Linked DNA regions of Homo sapiens: regions 2 and 3 are each linked to region 1. The links are chromatin loops, found by intact Hi-C in ENCODE. Cell type or tissue: OCI-LY7. All regions are shown on one strand.

Evidence for each region. Hi-C counts contacts between places; a loop is a spot of excess contacts. Peaks named below come from ENCODE experiments on the same cell type or tissue, not always from the same donor. Only the 100,000 strongest peaks of a DNase experiment are listed, where the experiment ranks them.
Region 2: a loop joins it to region 1, with 4 times the contacts of the local background. A loop is called at or near these places in 8 of 110 quality-filtered maps.
Region 3: it touches region 1 in a loop (8-fold over the local background); 2 of 110 quality-filtered maps call a loop at or near these places.

The regions. Positions count from the first base shown.
Region 1 is chr12:69,902,978-69,910,977 of GRCh38, reverse strand. MYRFL (myelin regulatory factor like) reads right to left here. Exons shown (of 25, transcript NM_182530.3): 11 at 7,134-7,334; 12 at 901-1,009; 13 at 48-157. Among named protein-coding and RNA genes, the nearest start is that of MYRFL, 82 kb to the right of the region's middle. RefSeq lists an enhancer at 4,587-4,656. In OCI-LY7, no CTCF peak of the experiment used is centred here; a DNase peak (open chromatin) is centred at 4,397; H3K4me3 peaks cover 3,331 bases; H3K27ac peaks cover 5,485 bases.
Region 2 is chr12:70,046,527-70,054,526 of GRCh38, reverse strand. No RefSeq gene overlaps it. Among named protein-coding and RNA genes, the nearest start is that of LINC02821, 130 kb to the left of the region's middle. In OCI-LY7, no CTCF peak of the experiment used is centred here; a DNase peak (open chromatin) is centred at 4,376.
Region 3 is chr12:70,260,283-70,268,282 of GRCh38, reverse strand. All of the region lies in intron 1 of CNOT2 (CCR4-NOT transcription complex subunit 2), which reads right to left. Among named protein-coding and RNA genes, the nearest start is that of CNOT2, 21 kb to the right of the region's middle. In OCI-LY7, no CTCF peak of the experiment used is centred here; DNase peaks (open chromatin) are centred at 4,022 and 7,472; H3K4me3 peaks cover 2,191 bases; H3K27ac peaks cover 3,914 bases.

The DNA.
Region 1 (8,000 bases):
TCCCTAGACTGATAGCTTATAGCAGCTGATATCTTTTCAGTGATTACCTTATCCACCATGAGGAAGTTCTCCAAGGTCTCTCCGTTTCCGCAGGTGACATCACCAACCTCTCTTACTGCTCTGGGCAGGATTTCTTGCACCTCCTGGGCAATCATTCCTGTATACAAAACACTCCACAGGTTTAATCTTCAAAGAAAGATCTTTCTGGAGAAAATCCTCTCTAAGCTTTTGCTTTGATCTACAATACATTTGCAGCAAAGAAGGAATTTTGAGCCAAGAACCACTATAGGATTAAAAGTGGGAGTGTTTTCTGTTTTTTCTTTTCCTTTTTTTTTTTTTTTTTTGAGACTCTGGGCCAACAGGGGGGAGGTAAGTGCCTTAAAATCCCTGTCCATAGAAGTAAAGATGGGGCGTTGGCTTGATTTCCTTTCTTTTCCTATAGGAAGCCTTTGCCCCTAAAATATTCCTTTATTCCTTCCTTCTTTAGGCTTCCTGGATTGGAGTATAAACATCACTTTGCTTACCCCTTCTCTTATCTAGATCCACTTACCCTGCCACCTTCTCCCTCCACCTCCCGACTGCCCAATGCCGTTCCTCACATAGGTTGAGCCATCATCTGTCCCTGAACCCTCAGCCCATGAGCAAAAGGACTCCTGTGCAAAGAAACTATATATTCAACCTACACCACCAGTACCTTGGGGTGGAGGAGTGGGGGTGTTGAGTAAAAATGACACAGAAATTTTTTAACCTTTCCTGTTCTAGTGACTATGAGTTTCACAGAGAACAAGTTAGATCAACATAGCGTTGTCAAATGCCATAGCACATAACCTCAAAATAAAGAGGTAATTAAAATTTTAATAGTTGGCAATACAAAATTAAAAGGGGAATTTGTGTGTGTACCTGTTTGATGGGCAGTGTTTATTCCCATTGCAGATGCAAATTCAGGTTTGTAGTCATATTCAACAATTCTCATTTGGGCTATTCTTTTCAGCTGTTCATTCGTGTCAACCTAATTTAATTAAAGAAGAGCAGATTTTACTCGCATAGATATTTGCTATTCAAATTAATGCCCAGAGTGACCCAGAGACATCACTGAATTGCTTTTGGACATTTTGCTGGAGATAATTTCTTCAAGTGGATTCCAAGCCAGGATTACCCAACTGCTGGCCCTTCAGGACCCAGCCACCCTCCTTCCCCTGGACATGCCTCCCCCACATCACCCCGGCCAGCAGGGCATCCTCTACGTGCAATCACTGCTCTCACATCATTAAAGGCTGTCCCAACTGTCACTACGGGGTCCCAGCAAAATGATAACAATCAAGAGAGTACAGTGAACTTTCCCTAAAGCTAAATGGGTTTGATCCAAAGGATTCCTCTTTAAATTGAGAGATTTTGTAAATGATAGTAATAGCAGAATTTTTTTTTTAATATCTTTATCTGACAAAAAAGTTGGTAGCCCTTTGTGGGTACCCTAAATTTTCTTTTGGAACATAATAGAATTACAAATAAATACAAATATTTATTGAGTAGCTATTGAGGCAATTAAAAGTAAACTGCCTGGGCATTCATCCATGTGATAGAGGAACCAAAAACATATTTTGTTATTGTTGTTTTAAGAAAACCACTGTCATGGCCCTCAGCTCCTCCCTTGACAGACTCCCTGAGGTGGCAGTAGAGCCCCTCCACCATCGTTTAGGATTCTCAGCCCTTCACTAGTTGGACTGGTTGTGAAAGATGGTAGCTTGGTGCTTAATTGGCTAAACGGATTAGCTTTATTTCAGGAAGTTATTCCAGAGTATAATTCTGAGCTTACTGCCATCATTCATTCTTTGTTTTATTTGACTAACATTTACCAATCACCTTTAACATATCATGCACTACTAAGTGTTGGGACTTAAAACATAATTGCCTTGAGCTGGAGCCCATTATCCTTAGCAAACCAACACAGGAACAGAACACCAAATACTGCATGTTCTCACTTATAACTGAGGGCTAAATGATGAGAACACCTGGACACATAGAAGGGAGCAACATACACTGGGGCCTTTTGAAGGTGGAGGGTGGAGGGTGGGAGGAGGGAGAGGATCAGGAAAAACAGCTGATGGGTACTAGGCTTAATACCTGGGTGATGAAACAATCTGTACAACAGACCCCCATGACACAAGTTTACCTATGTAACAAACCTGCACTTGTACCCCTGAACTTAAAATAAAAGTTTTAAAAAATTGCCTTTTAAAAGTTTGTGGTCTAGACAGGAAGACCCAGCTGATAGATACATACGTAATCATATATGATTATATTACAATGTGAGAAACATAGTACAATGATGGAATTATGCACAGAGAATCATTACAGCTCTGAGGAGGTGTTGAAAATATTCTCAGGGACACGTAAAGGAAGGCTTCCTAGCGATGATGAAGCCCAGCTGAGATCTTGGCTTACTCCAGTTCCTCAGACAAACTCTGCTCCTTTCACTTTCCAGCCTTTGTTCATGCTGTTTTCCCAGACTCAAAAGCTCTTCCTTCCCATTCCCCTGCCTTCCCCTTCACCAATGTAAGCATTGTTTCTCAGAGAAGGATCTCTTGACCTCCAAGTCTAGGCAAAGTTCCTCTGCTTTATGTGCTCATAGCACCAGTTCTCCTTCATAGCATGAGTCACAATTACAAGACAACTAATTGTGTCAACTTCATTCTTTGTCTTCTCCTATATCACATACACCCCGTGAGAGTGAGGACATGTTTAAGGTCATGGTTCATCAACATATCACCAGTTTCAAATACAATTCCTTGCATGTTGTAGGTGCTCAGCTAATAATTGTTAAATACATTGATAACTTAAAGCGTTAGGGAAAGATGTAAGATAGGAAGGGAGGGGGAAGGATGAGACTAAGACAGGAATGCTAGCCACAGAGAACACCATGAACCAAGGCCCGAGACAGCAAATGCCCTGAATGACATCTGCAGAACAAAGGCAGAATTTGGCATTACTGGACTAGAATGGTTAAGGCCAGAGCAGGGAGGGCCTTGCAGGTCATACTTGGAAGGAACAGTCACAATCTCATATAGCCCTGTGCATATATCTATCACTGTGAGCGCCTTCACTCAGTCAACAAATATCTATTGAGTAGCTACTATGTGCCAGATGATCTCCTAAGCACTGGAGATTCAATGAGTGTTTCTCTTTTGGAGCTTAAATTTTAGTAAAAGTTTCATTCTTGAGTCTTATTTATCTCAGGACCTGCACAGTACCGAGCAAAGTGTCTGACATGTAATAGGCACCTAAAATTTTTGATGGAAAAAAGAAGGAATAAAAGAACGAAGGTATTAAAATGGCAAGACAATCCCTGACATGAAGAGAATTGAAGAGAGAGGGTCAATCAGGAGCCAGCCTGGACTGGCCTTGCACTGCCTAGGCCCTACCCAGTTCCTCAGCCATAGGCCCCTGTGAGTCCTATGCCCAATCCCTATTTTCCCCTTTGTTCCTGCCCCACCTGCAGGGCCCCAGCTAAAGAAGGAAGCAGAGGCAGTGTTGGTTCCTTTGTTGCAGATGAAAAGCAGAGGAGAAAGTACCCTCATGTAGGCTGTCCAGGCTACAGAGAGGGAAATGGTCCCTGGTTTCTAAACTGGATCCTTGATTCCCCAAGACATACTGCTAGACATAGCATTAGGTTCTCTGGTACTACTATCATCCTCTAGACAGATTTTCAGCCAAGAAAAATTTTGAGGGTTACTTGGAGACCTAAACATTTTATATGACAATGTTCCTCAAACAAAATGCTTTTCTAATTTCTGGACTTATAGTCTTCCCAAAGCTAAATATAAACAGTAGCCTGTATTGCATGATCCCTATGTGTACACTTGGCCTAGGGAAAACACTTGAGGCAAAGGGTGTGCCTTCTTTGAATCCTCCCAGGAACCCTACCCAGGCCAGCACTTACTGCTGTGCCTTGCTCTTCAATGCCTGTTGAGTAAGAAACTGAAAACTGAATTTGGGTGTCTGCTTTGACCTTGCCCACAGAAGTTTTGGAAAGTTTTGACCATGGATGCAAATAGCCATCAGCATCATGCTGCCTCACACCCAAGGTTTCTATAATATATCATTAGCTCAAGAATTGCATCACAGACAACACCTTCCAGTCCATGGGACTCAGTCTGTTCAGGGAAGGCTATCTGTCATCTGGTGATGGCCCACAGCCCAGCCACAGTCTGGACTAGGAGCAGCTTAAATGACACCTGCTCACCCTGAGCAAAGGAACTTCTGCGTTTGGCTCCTGGCCCAGAGGGAGACTTTGCATGTTTGACTTTCTTGAGCTTTTTTCATGTCTACTTTTGTCTTCCACTAGCACACGGGTATTGTGGTTAGGAGAAAATCAAAACAGCCTTTGAGCATTTCATCTTAACGATTCCCTTTTCTGGCTTGAATTTTTTAATATCTTGCTACCTTTTTTCAGCCTTCACCACAGAATTTGACTGATGTATTCAACTCTCAACTTCCTCATGTTTTTGGGCATTGACATTGAGGTTCTTCATGTGCCTTTAGTGTTCAGCGTGTCCTTCCCCCCTAGTTTTGCTCAGTTTCCACCGTCAGAGCTGCATGTCCTTCCACAGTCTGCAGTCGCATCAGTAGACACGATGCCAATGGCTGGGCAAGTTAAGCTGCTCCTCTGCCCAGGACCTCAGTTGCAGAGGTTTCGGTCATATCTGCGTCATCTTCTCCATGTCTTGGATCTGTGTCCCTGTGAGCATCAGAGATCTCCCCCACCAGGACTTTGTAGATAATCATGTTCTTAATATCCACAAAGAAATCTGTGTTTCCTGCGTGAGGAAACACATAGGGCAAAGCAGCAGCCCATATCCATTTTCCCCAATTGTAGTATTAGGTAACATATTTGACCACTACATTTTGTAGCAGCTCATCCATTCAGAAGCCAGCTGTGGTTAGAATGCACTCTTAAAGAATAAGAAATTGCTTCCAGTCCTATGCATGCCATCAAATTGACCAAGGGTCAGATCCCCAGAGTATATGAAAGAAAGGCTCTCTTTTTAAAAGTTGCAAAAACTAAGTCAGGAAGAGGTGAAGATGAAATTCACACATCTGTCATCAGCATCATCAACATTACCATCATCTCCCTCATCTCTGTAATAAACAGTGGACTGGGACAGACAAGATTTCTACAAATATATATCTCAAAAATGTGCACAGATTTATCAAAACAAATCTATTAATATGAAATCATTTAATAAATAAATTACATGTAATTTTTATTTTGTATAAATAGAAAATAATTTCTCTTTGCTTAGACTTGTCTGGCTAAAAAATACCTTACATATATGAGTTTAGAAAAATCTCTTAACCTGGGTAAAATGAATATGAGCATTTCCTGTTCACAGACAACAAAACAGAGTCACAGATCGCCTCTCGGCCAAAGTTCCTGGGCTGGTGGTTGCCAGAGTCAGGACTAAACTCTTAGACTTCTAACCACGGACCAGGATTTTCTTTATTCTATCATGCTGCCATGAGCAGGAAGGGGATACAGAAATTTCACATTTAGAGCCTGGATTGAAGTGACATTTCATTTAGATGGAGAAGGCTTTTTAGAAGGGATGTGAGAAGTTCTCCAGAAGCTTGTTATTTTAAGACAATATATTTTCTTCAAACCAACAAGCAATATTTGAAGACTTTTTGTAAATGAAGTTCTGTGTTATGCCTGGTGGTAGCAGGAAGGGTTGTACAGGACTTTTCTCACTTGTTATATTCAATTTACATTTTAGTAAGACTTGGTAGTGAATTGTATAGCCAATTGCAAGGATAAATTTGAGTTGGTGTGACCTGAAATGCAGACAGATGATCTCTCTCTAAAGTTCAAAGTCACAATATCTAGGACTGACATCTGGAAATGTATGTAAGAACTCTCTAGCTCTGCATTCCCATCTGGCTAGTAGGTCACAGCTCTTCTAATATGAACCGCAGCTTCACAATCAGTATAAAAGTCTACAATTACAACCATTCTTTGGAATCCTCTAAGCAAAGGAGGACATTCCTTGGCTGGTTTAGGAAAACCAGTGCAGATTTGCACTGAGAAAGGAATGCAGTCTGGAAGAGGGGCTAATAGTGAACAGATTAGGACTTCTATTAGCTAAAAAGGGATAAGGAAAGGAGAGAAAAGGAACTTTTAAAACACAGCTTCACAAATGCTGTCAAGAGAAGTAGTATGAGTGAGATGATGGGGAAGTGGTAGAAGCAATGCATGGGAAATAATTAAATGGCAGAAAAGTTGGAATGAGGTGTTAGTAGCTGGCTGATGGATTGGAAGCTTAATCCTCATCCTTATGGTCTACATAGCAGTTGTAGCTTTCCAAGATGATTCAGTTCAACTGGTTAAAAAATAAAAAAGAGCCAAGGGTGTCAGGCAGGCAGGCAGGCACCATTTTCATCTTATAGCTGAAGACACTGAGTTCAAGGAGATTAAGCTTTTTATCCAGGGTCACGTAACTGGGGAGAGCCCAAAGCGGAGAAGCCATCTCCTGACATCTAGGCCTGACTTCTGGTTTCCTCTAGGTAACTGCCTCTCCACGGAGGAAAAAGGTCTTCACCCGGAACTCTTGGCGATGAACTGACCAAGTAAGGGATGAGGAGGAGGAGCTTCTCAAGAGTTCCTAGAGAAAGACGATGCCTGGGGAAGATAATGGCCAGTAGAGTTGGTGCCAGGGACTCTAGAAGGAAGAGGCTGGAGACATCCAAGAGAAATATGATCAGGAACTGGACTGAGACAGTGCTTGGAAGATGAGTGGGGAGACAGAAAGGAAAAGGCAAGCTCTGGAAGCTGACAAAGTATGGAAGGAAGGGCAATGGCCTGTGGAAAATAACTGAGACTTGCTGCCTGTGAGGCCAATGACATGCTGTCTTTGCCCACTGCTCCTGTCAGGTAAATCCATTCTCTCAGGGAGGAACTGCTTTACAATTTCAGCAGAGATGCCCAGCAGCTCAGTCATCATTTTTAAGCAGTGTGTTCATCTCACACCAGTGGGTGACATGTAAAGATGTGCGGTTCAAGGTGTGTCAGAGGCCAGGAGCACCCAGCAAACCTGACTGGGGTGTCAGAGGAGGGGCCCAGGGCCTGAATCTGTGCTCACCTCCTGGATATTCTGCTTTGCCCGGCTGTCAGAGGGATGCATGATGGTCCCCATCACTTTCATGTTGCCACAGACAACCAGGGCTTCGTCCGGCGCATCTGTGTTGATTCCTACTCGACCGTGACAGACAATAGATTCTGGAACTTGTCCTCGCTGCCACAATGCATCACTGTCATTTTCAAACTGCCCAGGGTTAGAGGCCTGGAAAAATACATAAATATATTACAATTAAAGTAACAGTAGCAGGAATAGATGATCACATTAGTGTTCAGAGCAAAGGCAAACTGAATATTATCTAAGTCTTTCATAAGAGAATCCTGTATTGAGTGGGACATTCTGACATATCCAAGTAATTCCGGGGCCCAGGAGAGCCAGGGAGGCTTCCCTAACCACTCTGCCTCCCCGCTAGCAGGAGCTCTGTATACCCTGATTTGAAACATCCAATCTCTATTGCATCTATCTGGAATTAAGAATGTGATCAGTTATACTAGGTGGATGATAAAGAAGAAAACTAAAAATGGCTATCTTTCCAGGAATAGTCATCATCATCATGATTTAAAATCAGAACATTATATCAGAAAATATTACAGGTGTACTAAAGTCAGATAAATAAAAATACCTTGCATTTAGCTAGCCCTATTATAGTTTCAAAATGCTTTTATATTTATGATTTCATACACAAGTGACAAGCAAATGATAATACAAATATATTTAATATACATCAACTATTCCCTAAACACAGAGGATACTGAAGGAAGAATAATAACAGCTACATTTGTTGTGCGATAATTCACAGTGCAATTATATGAGACACGTACTATTGTCCTCATTTTATTGACACTGACACTCTGAAAAGATAAATAAATT
Region 2 (8,000 bases), 140 kb before region 1:
AGGCACTGCCAAGGCCAGAGGGCAGCAGAAGCCTAGGGTTAGAGCAAAGAGCAGAGACTCCCACCCCAGAAACTCATAGTAGAAAACACAGATCCCATAATTAGTGCTGGTATGTCTCCCCACAACCTGTGACCATTCTGGCTACATCTTAGTGACCATTGGGCCACAAAGCAATCCAAATCAGCAACTGCATAGCAGAGATTATCAAGGACCTGACAACTGCCTTTCCCCATAGCTAAAGGTAAGCCTGTAGAGCTTCTCTTCCCTTCAGGAGCAGGGAAAAAGAGTAGAACTCTTTCCCGGTAGAAAAAGAGTAGAAAGACAGAAAATTTACCTGAGGCATCTAGGCAGAAATTGCAGAGATCATAGATCAGACTGACATTATTGGATTATATCAAAATATAGTGTATTTTCTCCTGCTACTTGATGGGTTGGTTTTCCTGGGGTAGAACAGAGGAGAAATAGGAAATAATGATGTAGAGTTCTTTTGCACAGCTTACCTCATGTAAAGGCCTGTGTGGAATAATTAGAAACAAATGTGTAACATGTATTTACACCTAGGGCTGGTTATAATCCTGGCTAAAATTAAAACACAAAGTTGTCTTGAGAGCAGGACCACAAAACTATGAGAAAGATTAAGGGGTTAAGATTGTCATACAGAAATGCAGAGAGACAGAAACAGTGACTGCAGTTTCTGGCATTCCGAATAGGCTTTTTGAATACGCAATAAGATAACAGACTTGGAAATCAGACTTCTTTGAGAAAGAAAAAGATTTCTGAAATTTAACACCTAATTTCATTATATCAAGAGACAGACTTGTCAATTAGATCAGAGAATTTTACTCTATGTCCAGGATGAAGAAGAGAAAAGAGGTGAAGAGAAACTGAAAGGCTACTCCCTTCCGACGTGAGGAATTTAGAGAATACTAAGAAAGAGAGAGAGGTAGAAATCAAGGAGGTGAGAGGCCAGGGTCCCTGTCCTGTCCTCGTTCAATGACAGGCTCTGAGAAGAGGTTAGGGATTGCTTTTAAAATTACCCAAATGGGAAAAGGAGGACAAGAGCACTGGGAATAGTGCCATACATCCTTTGAACAGAGGAAGACTTTGTCTTCCAAAGAAGAGTGTTTGGAAACAGCCTTCAAAGTTAGCTCCTCACAATGTGTAGGGATGGTATGAAGGCAGTGGCAGAAGACAGGTGAATTGATGAGTTTTGTGAGTTGGCTTTTTGAGACAGAGTTTGGGTGTAATACCTGTGAAAAAAAGAGGGAGGAAGCAGGACTGGTCAAGGGGCGAAGTTGAACTGTGATGCAATCCAACAAAGCCTCAGCTAACCCGAAGAGAAATTCTGGAGTAAGAATGACTCATCGGTATTGTGTTGCAATCTGCTGAATTGGCAAAGCCTTTCTACCCCACCTTACTCAGTTACCAGATAAGGGTTGCCCTGCCATTGTTCCAGCCACTGTACATCTGAAGCCATGAGGTCAGAGCCCTACATAGATTTGGGGACACCCATCTTGACGCATAAACCCTGCCTATACTACTCCCCAACCCTAGACATCATCTTGGAGAGAAGCAAAAAAAGAGCACTGAAACATTTAGCATTTACGTGAGTTACTGTCCAGAGATTGAACTCCCTAAATAGACTTTAAATGATTGGACCAGACCAAGGTTCCACACTTAGCCTAAAACTTGGTTTTTAGTTTTCTGTTATCCAGCAGGCTAAGGAAATATCAGGGAGAGAACATCAATTAAGAGGTACTCAAGGAAACTACATCTGCTTTGCACATTTGTATAGAGTACGAGGGACATTTTGCACTTGCTACATTACCAAAGAGAAACACATACCAAAAGTTAATTTAACAAGAATTCCAGACTCAGAGGACAAAAATGAGATTGAAGGAGGGCTCAATATTCTGTTTCCTGAGAATATTCATTAAGCAATTGCTAGGTTTTGTTGCTGAACAGTGTAATTTTTCATTCTAGTTAATTTCCTTTGAGAAGTTCTGAAATACTAGGACCTTACTTGTTCTCACTGGCCATAGAATTACATGTTAAGCAAAGCCCAAGATTTAGTAACGTACAAATCATTCTGGCTTCCCGCTACTGTGAGAAACTACACTCAGCAAAAAAATAAAATAAAAATAAAAAATGGTTATAGTTTATCTAGTTCCCTGTGAATAATACAAACACCAAAGTCTCTGGCAGTCAGAGATAGAAGAAAATTAAATTCACGTAAAACTCTTCATCAGCTTAGTTTGGCTAGATATGAAATTCTGGGTTGAAAATTCTTTTCTTTAAGAATGTTGAATATTGGCCCCCACTCTCTTCTGGCTTGGAGAGTTTCTGCCGAGAGATTAGCTGTTAGTCTGATGGGCTTCCCTTTGTGGGTAACCCGACCTTTCTCTCTGGCTGCCCTTAACATTTTCTCCTTCATTTCAACTTCGGTGAATCTGACAATTATGTATCTTGGAGTTGCTCTTCTCGAGGAGTATCTTTGTGGCGTTCTCTGTGCTTCCTGAATTTGAATGTTGGCCTTCCTTTCTAGGTTGGGGAAGTTCTCCTGGATAATATCCTGCAGAGTGTTTTCCAACTTGGTTCCATTCTCCCCAGTTGGTACACATCTGGTGTACATCTGGTACACCAATCAGATGTAGATTTGGTCTTTTCACATAGTCCCATATTTCTTGGAGGCTTTGTTAGTTTCTTTTTATTCTTTTTTCTCTAAACTTCTCTTCTCGCTTCATTTCATTCATTTGATCTTCAATCACTGATACCCTTTCTTCCAGCTGATCGAATCAGCTACTGAAACTTGTAGGGACATGGATGAAGCCGGAAACCATCATTCTCAGCAAACTATCACAAGGACAAAAAACCAAACACCGCATGTTCTCACTCATAGGTGGGAATTGAACAATGAGAGCACTTGGGCACAGGAAGGGGAACATCACACACCGGGGCCTGTTGTGGGGTGGGGGGAGGGGGGAGGGATAGCATTAGGAGATATACCTAATGTAAATGATGAATTAATGGGTGCAGCACACCAACATGGCACATGTATACATATGTAACAAACCTGCACCTTGTGCACATGTACCCTAGAACTTAAAGTATAATAAAAAATATATATATAAAAAATAATAAAAAACTCTTCATCAGCAAGTAAAAACCAAAAGCAACACAATTGTAACTGTGAGATCAAAGAATAGTGAGATGTGAGAGGCAGGCCATCTACTGTCAGCAGCCCCAGACTCCCCTCAGAATCGACGGACAGAACTTCAGATGAGAGAATCCTGAACTGCCCTGGGCTTTGCCAGCCCTTTGAGAGGGAAGTGACAGATGACAAAGTCAAAGCCTGGGAGAACTGAGAACCTAATTCAGTTTAAACTTACCCAGGCCCTTCTCTCTATTTAAAAGGATCGTGTTCACCATGGCCACAAAAGTCTAACTCTGGAATAAGTTGTAGCTCCATTTCTGAAACAAATTTTTTTGACAATAGAATGGAACTTAGAGGATTCATTATGCAATATTATCATATGTGCTCACAGGTATGCCAACATACGTTTCCAAGCTGCTTAAATTGTCTGCCAATGAGCCCCCCTTTTTCATCCCCCAGGGCTTCATCAAGTTGCACATATGATTGATTTTATAATAATAATAATAACATTTAATGAGCATTTGTTACATGTCAGGCACTGTACTAAGTGATCTTCAGTCTTCTTTTAATCCCTTCTTTCATGAAACAAGCATCATTATTATGTTATCTTGAAGAATGTGAGGGTCAGAGAGCTTAAGCAAATTTCCCAAAGTCACACATTTAGGATATAACTGAGTGAAAACTCAGAAAGGATTCCCAAGTGAGGAAAAACTCCCAAAGATGGCAAAACTGGCCTAATTTTGTTTATAGAATTATGTGGTATTGCCTTAGCTTGGGTTACCCAGAAAACAGAGCCTGAGACAATGAGCTTATGGTATAATACTTCTACTCTATTAGGAGATGCATTTCCAGGTATGAGAAAACAACGGGAGAGAAGGAGGAAAGGGGAAGCCAATATGAGACCACATGATCAAGTGTGAAGCTACTGAGACTTACTGAAAAAAATCACAGGATCGTCCAGCAAGAAGTCACATAAACTGCATCTCAAAAAAGTCCATCTAGAGGGAGAAAAGGGGAAGAACTTATGTACCAGCTGACTTTTTAAAATCAAAAGTTTACCTCATGGGATACTAACTCCCTGCCCTTCAGGGTTTCACATGTGTAGGCCATAAGCAGCATCTGTGGCTTCCATATCTTAGCACTAACACCTCCCTAGGGTGGGAGGTGAGAGGCGTATGGTGCAGCTTGGGGTGAGATATACGTATGTAAAGCCACTGGGAGCCAATATAGAACTGATGGTGTTAGTGGTATCGAAACAGGAAATGGGTGAGGCTGAGGCCTCAGAGGTGTCAGACATGAGTCCTTCTTTTCTGCAGGACAGAAAGGAGCCACACAGTTCTAGCATGTTACAAGTAGTTGGGATGCCTATTAAAGGCTAAGATGCAGCAGCTTAGCTTGCAGTCCTACATAGGCACTGAAGTAAGTTCTCATGCCCTAGTCCAGAAAGCAGAGTCTTCAGGCACTTTGGACAAGCAGCAATTACAAAGCACAAAAAGGGGAGAAATATGAAAATGTTCACTTAGTCATTCATTCTTCCAAGAAAGTCAACCAGCAGGTTCAACCAGTTCTTAGAGGTTCCCAGGAAATACACCTTCTTTCCTGGAGCAGGAGTTGTAACCTCCTCCGGTGTGGTTTCATCTGGGTAAAGATCATTGAACTGCATACAATGGCACAGAGTGCCATTGCATAGAGTCTGATAGAGCATCTTGCTCCTATGCAATGGCATCAGAAAGCAAAATCCCCTTTGTTTTGCATTCACGAAATAGTTTAGAATTAAAATACAGTTAAAATTAAAATTCAGGGCTTCAGTTAAAATTAGTAATAAAAGCCCTTGGTGGGTACTCACCATAGGCCTGCAAATAATCCCTGTCATTCTAAAGAAAGTGGACTCTGATAAGGAAGGTACTTCTGATTGCTAGAGCCTAGGCCATCTGACTATATCCTAGCTGCAAAGGCAGCTGGAAAATTAGCTGTCATTTTCAACTAATATAGTGGGTGTCAATCTCTGCCTCATAAAGTCGAAAAATTACCCAAACATAGGAAGAGGGTTCAGATTCTAGGTGGTCAAAAAGAATGTCAGATGTCCATTTTTGACCCCACATCCTTTCGTGCTAACTAGTTTATTGCCTGATACCAATGTTTTTCTTGTAGTGAGGCCCCTGATATCTACTGCTAGATTTCCTTGACAGCAAGGTCAAAAGAACAGTCATGCCAGATATAACCTCGGAGGTCTACCCAACACACCTTGCCTGGCCTTTCTTGGTTTGTTTTGTTCAACAGTTGCCCAAGCCCAGAATCTGGTACTCTGCATGACAAATCAGCAAATAAACCTGCCACCTGGAATCTGAGCTTTGGAACTACTACTATAAACAGCCATATACACATCATAACCCAAAGCCCCATAGAGTGTAATGCTGACTTTATTATAATGTGGGACACATGGATTATACCCCTTGCTCTCACATTAAACTGCTGTATGGCTTTGTGGAAGTGACTTAGCCACTTTGTATTTGGTTTCCTATTTTGTAAAAAAAAAAAAATTTTTTTTAAAGAAAGAAGAAAAAAGCCATTGCATTCAGCACAGGGGAAAGAAACCACTAATGCACAGAATGCTAATAATGTACAAGGAGGTTTACTTTCAGTTGTTGCAGCAAACCTGCAAGACAGGTGCTCTATCCTCATCTTGCTGATGAAGGAACTGAGACAGAGGGGTCATGTTTTCCCAAAAGTCATAGAGTTAACAAGCTGCTGAGGCCAGGGTTTGAGCCAGTTTCAGCCAGCCTCAAAGCCCTTGCTCTTTCCATGTTTCTTTTTTGAAAACAAATGTTGAATTACACAAACAGCAAGAGTATATTATCTGTAAAAAATTTAAATGTTTCTGAAAGGCTAATGTCTCCTTGGAATACTACCCCCTTGCCCCAACAAACTTTCTCAAGTGACAATAAATAGCCACTTATAATTTTAGTGTATATACTTCAAGTTTTTCTATGTGTTTATATACATGTAACCTAGAAAGCATATATAAGCACATATAGAAGTAATATAATGTTACTTATACAAGTGTGTATATTTTTGTATGAAAATAATGTCATTTTGAAGATATCTTTATGCAGCCTGCTTTTCATTTGACAATAGGTTTTGGAGCTCTAGCTATGTCAGTACACAGCGAGCAATCTCATTCCTTTTAGCTGGTGCATAGTATTTCGTAGCATAGAAATATAAGTTTATTTAACTATTTCCCTCCTGATGGATACTCAATTTGTTTGCTCTTAGCACATATTTCTATTCCAACATTGTGCTTTTTCTCCAGCTTCCAGAGATTAGTTCTGTAACCTCTTTTAGCTCAAAAATTCTATGGCATGAAGGAAATGAAGCATGATTAAGTCTGAAGACATAATAATTCACTCTAGATAACTCATTTATTAAGCAGTGATATAGCACCAAATTGTGAAATATACACCACCATTAAAAACACAGTGCCAAATAAACAAAACAAAAAGATCCAAACAGGTTCAGGCAGACAAATGTCTCTCTGGTAACAAGATTCTAGTTTGTGTTCACTTAAGTATGTGACTCAAAGCTCTGTGTGGATATTCTTGATTACAGCAATTTGTTTTATAATAGTTGAGATTTAACATGGCATCATGCAATGTGCTGATGCTACATGTATTATTTAACCCTAATGATAATCCTTTAGAGCACATTATTACCTTTTGTATTGCTAAAGCAACTAGGGCTTAGAGAGGCCAAGAAATTTTGACCGAGATTACAAACTAGTGGCAAGACCAAGTTTCAAACTCAAGTTGTCTGACTCCAAAAGTCCCTCTTCTTTCCACTGTCTGTCATCAATCCTTTTAACCTGGGTTAGTGCAGAAGGACCTGATGATAAAGAACAAATTCTCACCTGATGCAAAACCTCTCAACATCTGCTCATTTTTTCAGTTCATTTTTCACTTCCTTCCCTGTCCTGAACCTGGCCCTAAATTACTTATAATTCACCAATAACACATTGCTGTGAACTTTTGCAAGCACTGTTTGCCTTTTCTGGAACATTATTCTATTGTCTGTCTGGGCAATCCAGACTTATCTTTCAGCGCAAGCATCATTTTCTCCAGAAAGCCTTTGCTGTACCATCCCCACCCTCACACCTGCCCAAAATTGGGTTAGGGATCCTCCATATTTTCCCATAGTGCTTTGTGTTACTTTCCCTAAAGCATTAAACATCACAAATTGTAAATATTTGTTACTTTCTTGTTTCCCTATACTACACAATGAGCTCCCTGAGAACAGGAGCCACAGCTTATCCGTAATGCATCTCTAGCCCTAGCATAGCGTCTAACACACAGTAGCCACTTGATAAATGTTTCATGAATAAATGAATCTTAGACTAATGGCAGAAATGAACCTGGAAGTAGACTCTTTAGCTCCATACGTGGTGATTGCTCAAGACAGTCACCTCAGTCGCCCCATTGCCAACCTGTTGCCCTCCAAACTCCTCACTTCCCACGATTGCAGGAGTTGTTCTCTGTATGATAACTTAAGAAGATTGTGGCACATGTGGGAAATTTTGGAGACAAAGTCTCTAAAGACAAAACAGTCACCGTTTATGTGGAGATTTATTTTATCTGTGAAAGATGGGGCATTTCTTTATCCCACATGAAGCAGGTAGGTTAAAATGCTAAGAAAGAAAAGGGAGCTGAATTTTACTGAGAAAAAAATAAACTGATGGTAGGAGAAAAATAATGAAGGTCTCCTATGAAATGACAAGGAAAATTTATCATTCAGTAGATTTAAAGAACAAAAATCAAAAGATCCAAACCAGAATGTGTGAAGCATAAAGAGATTT
Region 3 (8,000 bases), 360 kb before region 1:
CTCTACTCTAGCTAATTGCTACCGAGAGAACTGTCCACCCAGAATTCTACATGGATCAAAAGCATCCTTCAAAAACAAAGGTGAAATAAAGACACTTTCGGATGAAAGAAACTAAGAGAATTCATTGCTAGCAGACCTGCTATAAAGAAAGGAAGATTCTTTGGACAAAATGAAAATAATACCGGTAGAAAACTTAGAGTTTTATGAATGAATGGGAAAAAAATGGAAAATATGTGTGTGTACATGTCAGACCAGGAGTTGGCAAACTTTTTCGTAAAGGGTCAGATAGTAAATACTTTGTAAAGGGCCAGATAGAAAATATTTCAAGTTTCACAAGCCTAACAGTCTCCATTGTAACTAATCAATTCTGCATTGTAGTGCAAAAGCAGCCAGAGACAATATATAAACTAACAAATGTGGCAGTATTCCAATAAAACTTTATTTACAAAAAGCAGATGTCAGGCTAGACTTGGCCTGCAGCCATAGTTTGCAATCCCTGTGATAGACTATTCTTTTCCTCTTAAATCCTTTAAAACATGATGATAGTTGAAAGCAAGTGACCTCACTGTGTGACGAGTATCTGAAGTATACAAATGTAATACATATGAAACTACAACATAAAAGGGGATGAGTAAAGGGAACTACATGCTGACAAGGTTTCCACATTCCACTTGAAGTGATATAAGTGCAGTGCAGTGAGTTGTGTACTCAAAAAAGATGTGTTCAAGACTTAACCCCCAGGACCTCTGAATTTCACCTTATTTGGCCACAGAGTCATTGCAAATCTCACCAAATTAACAGGAAGTCATACTGGATTTATGAAGGCCCTAAATCCAATGACTTGTGTCTTCACAAAAGAAAGGAGCGATTAAGTACAGAAACACAGTGGGAAGAGAAAGAAGACCATGTGAAAACAGAGGCAGAGACTGGAGTGATGCAGGGATAAGCCAAGGAACACGATTGCTGGCAACCACCAAAACTAGAAGGAAGGTTTCTTCTCTATACCCTTCAAAGGATTTACGGCCCTGATGATACCTTGAGATTTGGGGCTTCCAACCTCCAGAACCATGAAAGAATAAATTTCTGGTATTTTAAGCTACAGTTTGTGGCAATTTATTATAGGAGCCCCAGGAAACTGACATAATAAGTAAATTCTGAAAAGTTAAGAATGTGCATTGTAATCCCTAAAGTAATCTCTAAAAAAAAATACACAAAGAATATACTAAAAAACTCAATAAGTAAAATGCAATATTAAAAGTAGTCAGATAATCCAAAAGATGGCAGGAAAGAAGAATCAATCACATGAGTGAAAAAGCAAATGGAACAAACAGAAAATTTAAAAAAGCAAAGGGTTTATCTAAATCCAAATAGAACAATAATTATATTAGATATAGATAGTCCAAAAGAATGAGATTGTCAAAATGGTTAAAAAAACAAAAAAAAGACTATATGCTGTCTACAGGAAACATACAGGTGAAAAAAGATATACCATGCAAAAAGTAAACAAAGAGAAGCTGGAGTGGCTACCTTACCATCAGAATAAGTACACTTCAGAGCAATTAAAAAATATTACCAGGGCTAAGAAATGTATGTTAAATAATGATAAAAAGGCCAACTTACCAGGAAGACATAATATCCCTTAAATGTGTACGCACTTACAACAGAGCTTCAAGTTAAAAATACCAAAAACTAATAAGCCTGAAAGGAGAAACTGACCATTCCAGCATTACATTTGGAAATTTCAATACTCCTCTAAGTAATTATAAAGCAAGTAAACAAAAGTCAGCAAGGATACAGAAAAACAGAACACCATCATTAACCAACTAGATCTAATTGACATTTATAGAATATAATTTCAACGGCCGGGTGCTGTGGCTCACGCCTGTAATCCCAGCACTTTGGGAGGCCAAGGTGGGCGGATCACCTGAGGTCAGGAGTTTGAGGCAAGTCTGACCAACATGGAGAAACCCCATCTCTGCTAAAAATACAAAATTAGCTGGGCATGGTGGTGCATGCCTATAATTCTAGCTACTGGGGAGGCTGAGGCAGGAGAACCGCTTGAACTACTGCCTCAGCCTCCACCCAGAGGTGGAGGTTGTGGTGAGCCAAGATGGCGCCATTGCACTCCAGCCTGGGCAACAAGAGAGAACTCTGTCTGAAAAATAATAATAATAATAATAATACAACATCAACGACAGTAGATTACAAATTCCTAAAAGGAGAAAATGAAACATTCATCAAATTAGTTGCATCTTAGTTCTTTTAAAAAAAAAAAAAAAGTTAAAAGAATTGAATTCATACAAATATTTTCTGACTATAAGAGAATTACACTAAAAAGTGACATGAGAAACTGGAAAGTATCTCCAAATACATAAAAATTGAACTGTGCATATCTAAGTAATCCATGGTCATAGAGGTATTATAAAGGGAAATTTAGAAATATTTTGAACTGATTGAAAACAAAAATAAAACATACAATCTGTAGGATGTAACCAAATTAGTACTCAAGGGGAAATTTATAATTTCAAGTGCTTATCTTTGAAAAGCTCTCAGGTCAATCACCTAAGCTTACATCTCAAAAACCTTGAAAAAGGGCACAAAATAAACCAAAAGTAAACAAAAATAATAAATAAAGATGAGAGGAAAAAACACAGAAATTGAAAAAAAGAATTAAACAAAACAGAAAATCTAATTCTTTAAAAGGAAAATCACCAAAACTGATGTACCTCTAAGGCAGACTGACAAAGAAAAAAGTCAGAAACTACCACTATCAGGAATAAAAGAGAAAATATAGAACCCACAGGCATTAAAAGGATAATAATACCAGAACAACTCTATAAAAATAAAATCAGCAACTTAGATGAAATGCACCTATTCCTCAAAAAACCTGAAGTCTTACACCTACAGAAACAAATGAACTCACAGTGAAAGAGAGAAAGAAAGAAAAAAGAAAGAAAGAGAAGAGAAGAGAAGAGAAGAGAAGAGAAGAGAAGAGAAGAGAAGAGAAGAAACAAAACGAAACTCCAGGTTTGGTAGTTTTACTAGTGAACTCTACCAAAACACTTAAAGAAGAAGTAATACCAACTTGACATGTTTTCCAGAAAATGGGACACAAAACACTTAAGTCATTTTTGAGGCATTACTGATACCAAAACTAAAAACAAGAAAACAATAACAAACAAAAAAAAATTAAAGACCAATATTCCTCATAAATATAAAGGCAAAAATTCTCAACAAAATATTAGCAAATCAAATTCAATAAAATGCCCAAAGATCTACGAACAAGTAAGGTTTATCCAGAGAAAATAAGACTGACTTAATTGTCAAAATTCAATCAATGAAAAAAAACATAATTGGAGAAAACTGCTTGAAAAGAAAACAAAAACTCAGTGCTCTGGGGAGTGTTCTAAGGGAATACAGCAAACGAAAAACTATTTTATTTTAAATAATCTACTAAATCTCAATAGAAATAGCAAGAATCTATAGTATCTGAGCCACACTGCCCCTTTCTTCCCTCTGCCCGCTCAGCATAATGAAATTTCTAATCCTGGCAGATGGGGTCAAGACAGGGCTCTCTCCCTGCCTAGTTTCCAGTCAAGGGTTAGAGTATCTCTCCAGGACAGACAGGCCAACAGAATTTCTTATACTCAACTCCCTCACTTCTGCCACCAGCCTCAAAACACAGGCAGAGGCTCTACCGTAAACATGACAGGCCTAGAACACAGGGGCCCCATTTGCCTTCAACCCATCTCACTCATAAGACCGTGGTTACACACAGGGATAGGTAAGCCAAAAAGACTAGAGGCTACCACCCTGCCCACTGGTAGTGGCTCAGAGATTCTGCTGCAGAGCAGGAGCAGACCTAAGAGCAGAGAACTCTAAAAGCCTCCCAAAAAGAAAAGACTTTATTTGGGACAGAGTGTAGAGAAGTTCAAGCCTAAGGGTACCCTCAAAAATATGGAGATTTGGGCAGTAAGCAACTAAAAGGAAGCTGGTAGCTCTAAGACAGGAACAAGTTAAACCACGGGCTAGCTAGTGTACCAAAGAGAACTGGGAAGAGAGATAGCTAGGAACAGACCTCCGCAGTTCATAACAAACACTGAAGACTAGCCTCAAAAAAATGCCCCTACAAAGGGGCCAAAATTTAATTTGATCTCACTGTGGAGAAATTTATGCTCCAGAGAACTGTTAATAACAAAAGAGCAGTCACCAGCAGTTAGTAAAGGCTATCATATCTGGGTGTGACACCAACAGAAGCAGAGGTTTTAACAGATATATATAAGTGAAAAAGACAATCGGAAATGGTCCTACTAAAATCACTGTCATCCCAATATAATTGCCCATGTCCAAGGCTGTACCCTCTCATGGGTGACATCAGGCACTTCACACGGCAAGAAATATAAAACTTCATTGAAAAAGCCCAGCCAAGCCATTAAACAAGCAAACAAGCACAAAGGAGAAGAAAGATCAGTATCCAGAGATGCTGCAAAGTTCATGTAAAATGTCCAGCCTCTCGCCCACAAATTATGACATGCAAATAAATAGAAGTAATTCATACACAGGGTGAAAAAGCAGTCAACGAAAACTGCCTGTTTAAGAGCCAAGATGTCAGACTTAATAAAGACTTCAAAGCAGTCGTTAAAAATATATTCAATAATTTAAGGAAATCATGATCAAAGACGTAAAGGAAAGTGTGATGTGACAATGTCTTATCTTTAAGAAAGAGATAAGAAAAAAAGAGATATTATGTAGTTAACAAGTAAAATGAACTGAAAAATTCAGAGGCTCAAAAATAAGAGGGGCTCAAAAGCATATCTGAACCAGGAGAACAAGGAGAATGTAAATTTGACAACAGATTCATAGGGTTGTGCAATTCAGAGAAAAATTAATTAAAAAATGTGAACAAAACCTCAGGAAAAAAAAGCATAGGATACTATTAAGTGAATCAACATATGTGTAATGGGAGTAAGAAGAAAGGAGAGAGAAAAGAACAGAAAAATATTTCAGGAAATAATGGCTGATAACCTCTGAAATTGAAGAAAAACACTAATCTACACATCCAAGAAGAGTTACCAAGTAGGGTAAACAAAACGATTCATGCCCAGAAACATCATAGCACAAAACGTTGGAAGCCAATGACAAAAAGACTCTTGAAAGCAGCAAGAGAAAAGTGACTTGTCACAACTAACTTTTCATTAGAAATAATGGTGGCCAGAAAGATGTAGGATGACATATTCAAAACAATGAAGAAAAAACTGTCAATAAAGAATTTTATATCCAGCAAAACCATCCTTCAAAAAAGGCAAAATAGGCCGGGTGTGGTGGCTCATGCCTGTTATCTCAGTACTTTGAGAGGCCGAGGTAGACAGATTACCTGAGGTCAGGAATTCAAGACCAGCCTGGCCAACATGGCAAAACTCCATCTCTACAAAAAATACAAAAATAGCCAGGTGTGGTGGCAGGCGCCTGTAATCCCAGATACTCTGGAGGCTGAGGCAGGGGAAGTGCTTGAACCCGGGAGGTAGAGGTTGCGGTGAGCCGAGATCACACCACTGCACTCCAGCCTGGGTAACAGAGAAAGACTCCATCGCAAAAAACACAAATAACCGGAAAAAAAAATAAGGCAAAATAAACTTGGAGATTAAGATGGATTGGCAGAATTCACTGCTAGCAAACTTGACAGACTGATAAAAATAATTATGTAATTAGGCCGGGCGCCGTGGCTCACGCCTATAATCCCAGCACTTTGGGAGGCCAAGGCAGGCAGATCACGAGGTCAGGAGATCGAGACCATCGTGGCTAACACGGTGAAACCCCGTCTCCACTAAAAAATACAAAAAAATTGACCGGGTGTAGTGGCGGGCGCCTGTAGTCCCAGCTACTTCGGAGGCTGAGGCAGGAGAATGGCGTGAACCTGGGAGGTGGAGCTTGCAGTGAGCCGAGATTGCGCCATTGCACTCCAGCCTGGGCGACAGAGCGAGACTCCGTCTCAAACAAAACAAAACAAAACAAAACCTAGAAAAAGATGAGCAAACTAAACCAAAAGCAAACAATGGATATAATAAAGATGAGAGCCGATATAAGTGAACTAGAGAATAAAAAAATGAGAAATACTTTTTAAAGTTTATTATCTAAAAAGATAAAGAGATTGACAAACTTTGAGCTAAACTGACCAAGAAAAGAAAAAAAAAGAAAACTCAAAGTACTAAAAACAGGAAAGAAACAGTACATTACTACAACTTTGTAGGGTAGGCATAACAAGGATCGTAAAGAAATAATGTGAACTGAATACTAACAAATTAAATAACTAAAGGGAAGGGACAAATTCTTACAAAGTCACAGACTATCAAAATTGACTTAGGATGAAACAGACAATCTGAATAAACCTGTAACAAGTGAAGAGATTGCATTAGTAATTTTAAAACTTCCCATAAAAAAAAAAAAAAAATCTCAGGCCCAGGCAGCTTCACTGGTGAATTGTACCAATTTTAAGAAAAACTGATACCAATTCTTCACAAACTCTTCTAAAACAGAGAAGAGTTTTGGAACCTGGAACATTTCCTAATTCATTTTACAAGACCATTATTATCCAGTTAACAACATCAAAGAAATCTCAAGAAATGAAAACTACAGACTGATATATCTTATGAAAATAGGCACAAAAACTGGCCAGGCGTGGTAGCTCACGCCTGTAATCCCAGCACTTTGGGAGGCTGAGGCAGGAGGACAACGAGGTCAGGAGATTGAGACCATCCTGGCTAACATGGTGAAACCCCGTCTCTACTAAAAAATACAAAAAAATTAGCTGGGCATGGTGGCAGGCGCCTGTAGTCCCAGCTACTCAGGAGGCCGAGGCAGGAGAATGGCGTGAACCTAGGAGGTGGAGGTTGCAGTGAGCCGAGATCATGCCACTGCACTCCAGCCTGGGCAACAGAACAAGACTCCGTCTCAAAAAAAAAAAAAAAAAAAAAAAAAAAGAAAGAAAGAAAATAGGCACAAAGATCCACAACAAAATACCAGAAAACAAATACAGCAAAATAGGGATTATACAACATGACCAGTTGGATTTATCCCAAAAATTCAAGAACTGTTCAACATCATAAAAACAAAATAATGTAATACAACATATTAGAACAACCACATGATCATCTCAAAAGATGCACCAAAAAAAGCATCTGAAAAAATCTAACAGCCCTTCATAATAAAAGCACTCAACATACTAGAAATAGAAAGGAACATCCTCAAACTGATAAAAGGTATCCATGGAAAAAAAAACAAAAACACAGGTATATACTCAAAGGTGAAAGTCTGAATGCTTTCCTTATATGATCAGAGATAATACAAGGTTGTCCACTAAACAGAATTGCCATTTCTATTTCATACTGTACTAAAGATTCTAGCCAGAACAATTAGGCAAAAAAAAAAAAAATAGAATGCATCTGGATTGGAAAAGAAGAAGTGAAACTACCTCTAATTGCAGATTACATGATATCATAGATAAGAAAATCCTAAAGAAGCCACTAAAAAGATTATTATAAACACATAAACCTAACAAAAGAGCACCGAAATGAATGAAGCAAAAACTGACACCTGAAGAGAGAAAATAGCCAATTCAACAACAGTGGTTGGGAGACTTTTAATACTCCATGTCAATAATGAATACAACAACTAGATACAAGATAAGTCAACAGGAGACTTGAAAATATACAACAGTTTACATAGCAGTTTAATACTTAAGATTTTATTAATAGTAATGTTTTATAATAATTAAGTAAACAAGTGCAACAAGGTTGCAGGGTACAAAATCAATACGCCAAAATTAATTGCATTTCTATACAATAACAATGAACAATCCAAAAATGAAATTAAGAAAATAACTCCATTTCTGAAGCATCCAAGAGAATAAAACACTTAGGTGTAAGTTTAACAAAAGTAATACAAAACATACCATAAAAACTACAAAACATTCTTAAAAGAAATTAAAGTCTATTTTGGTACTC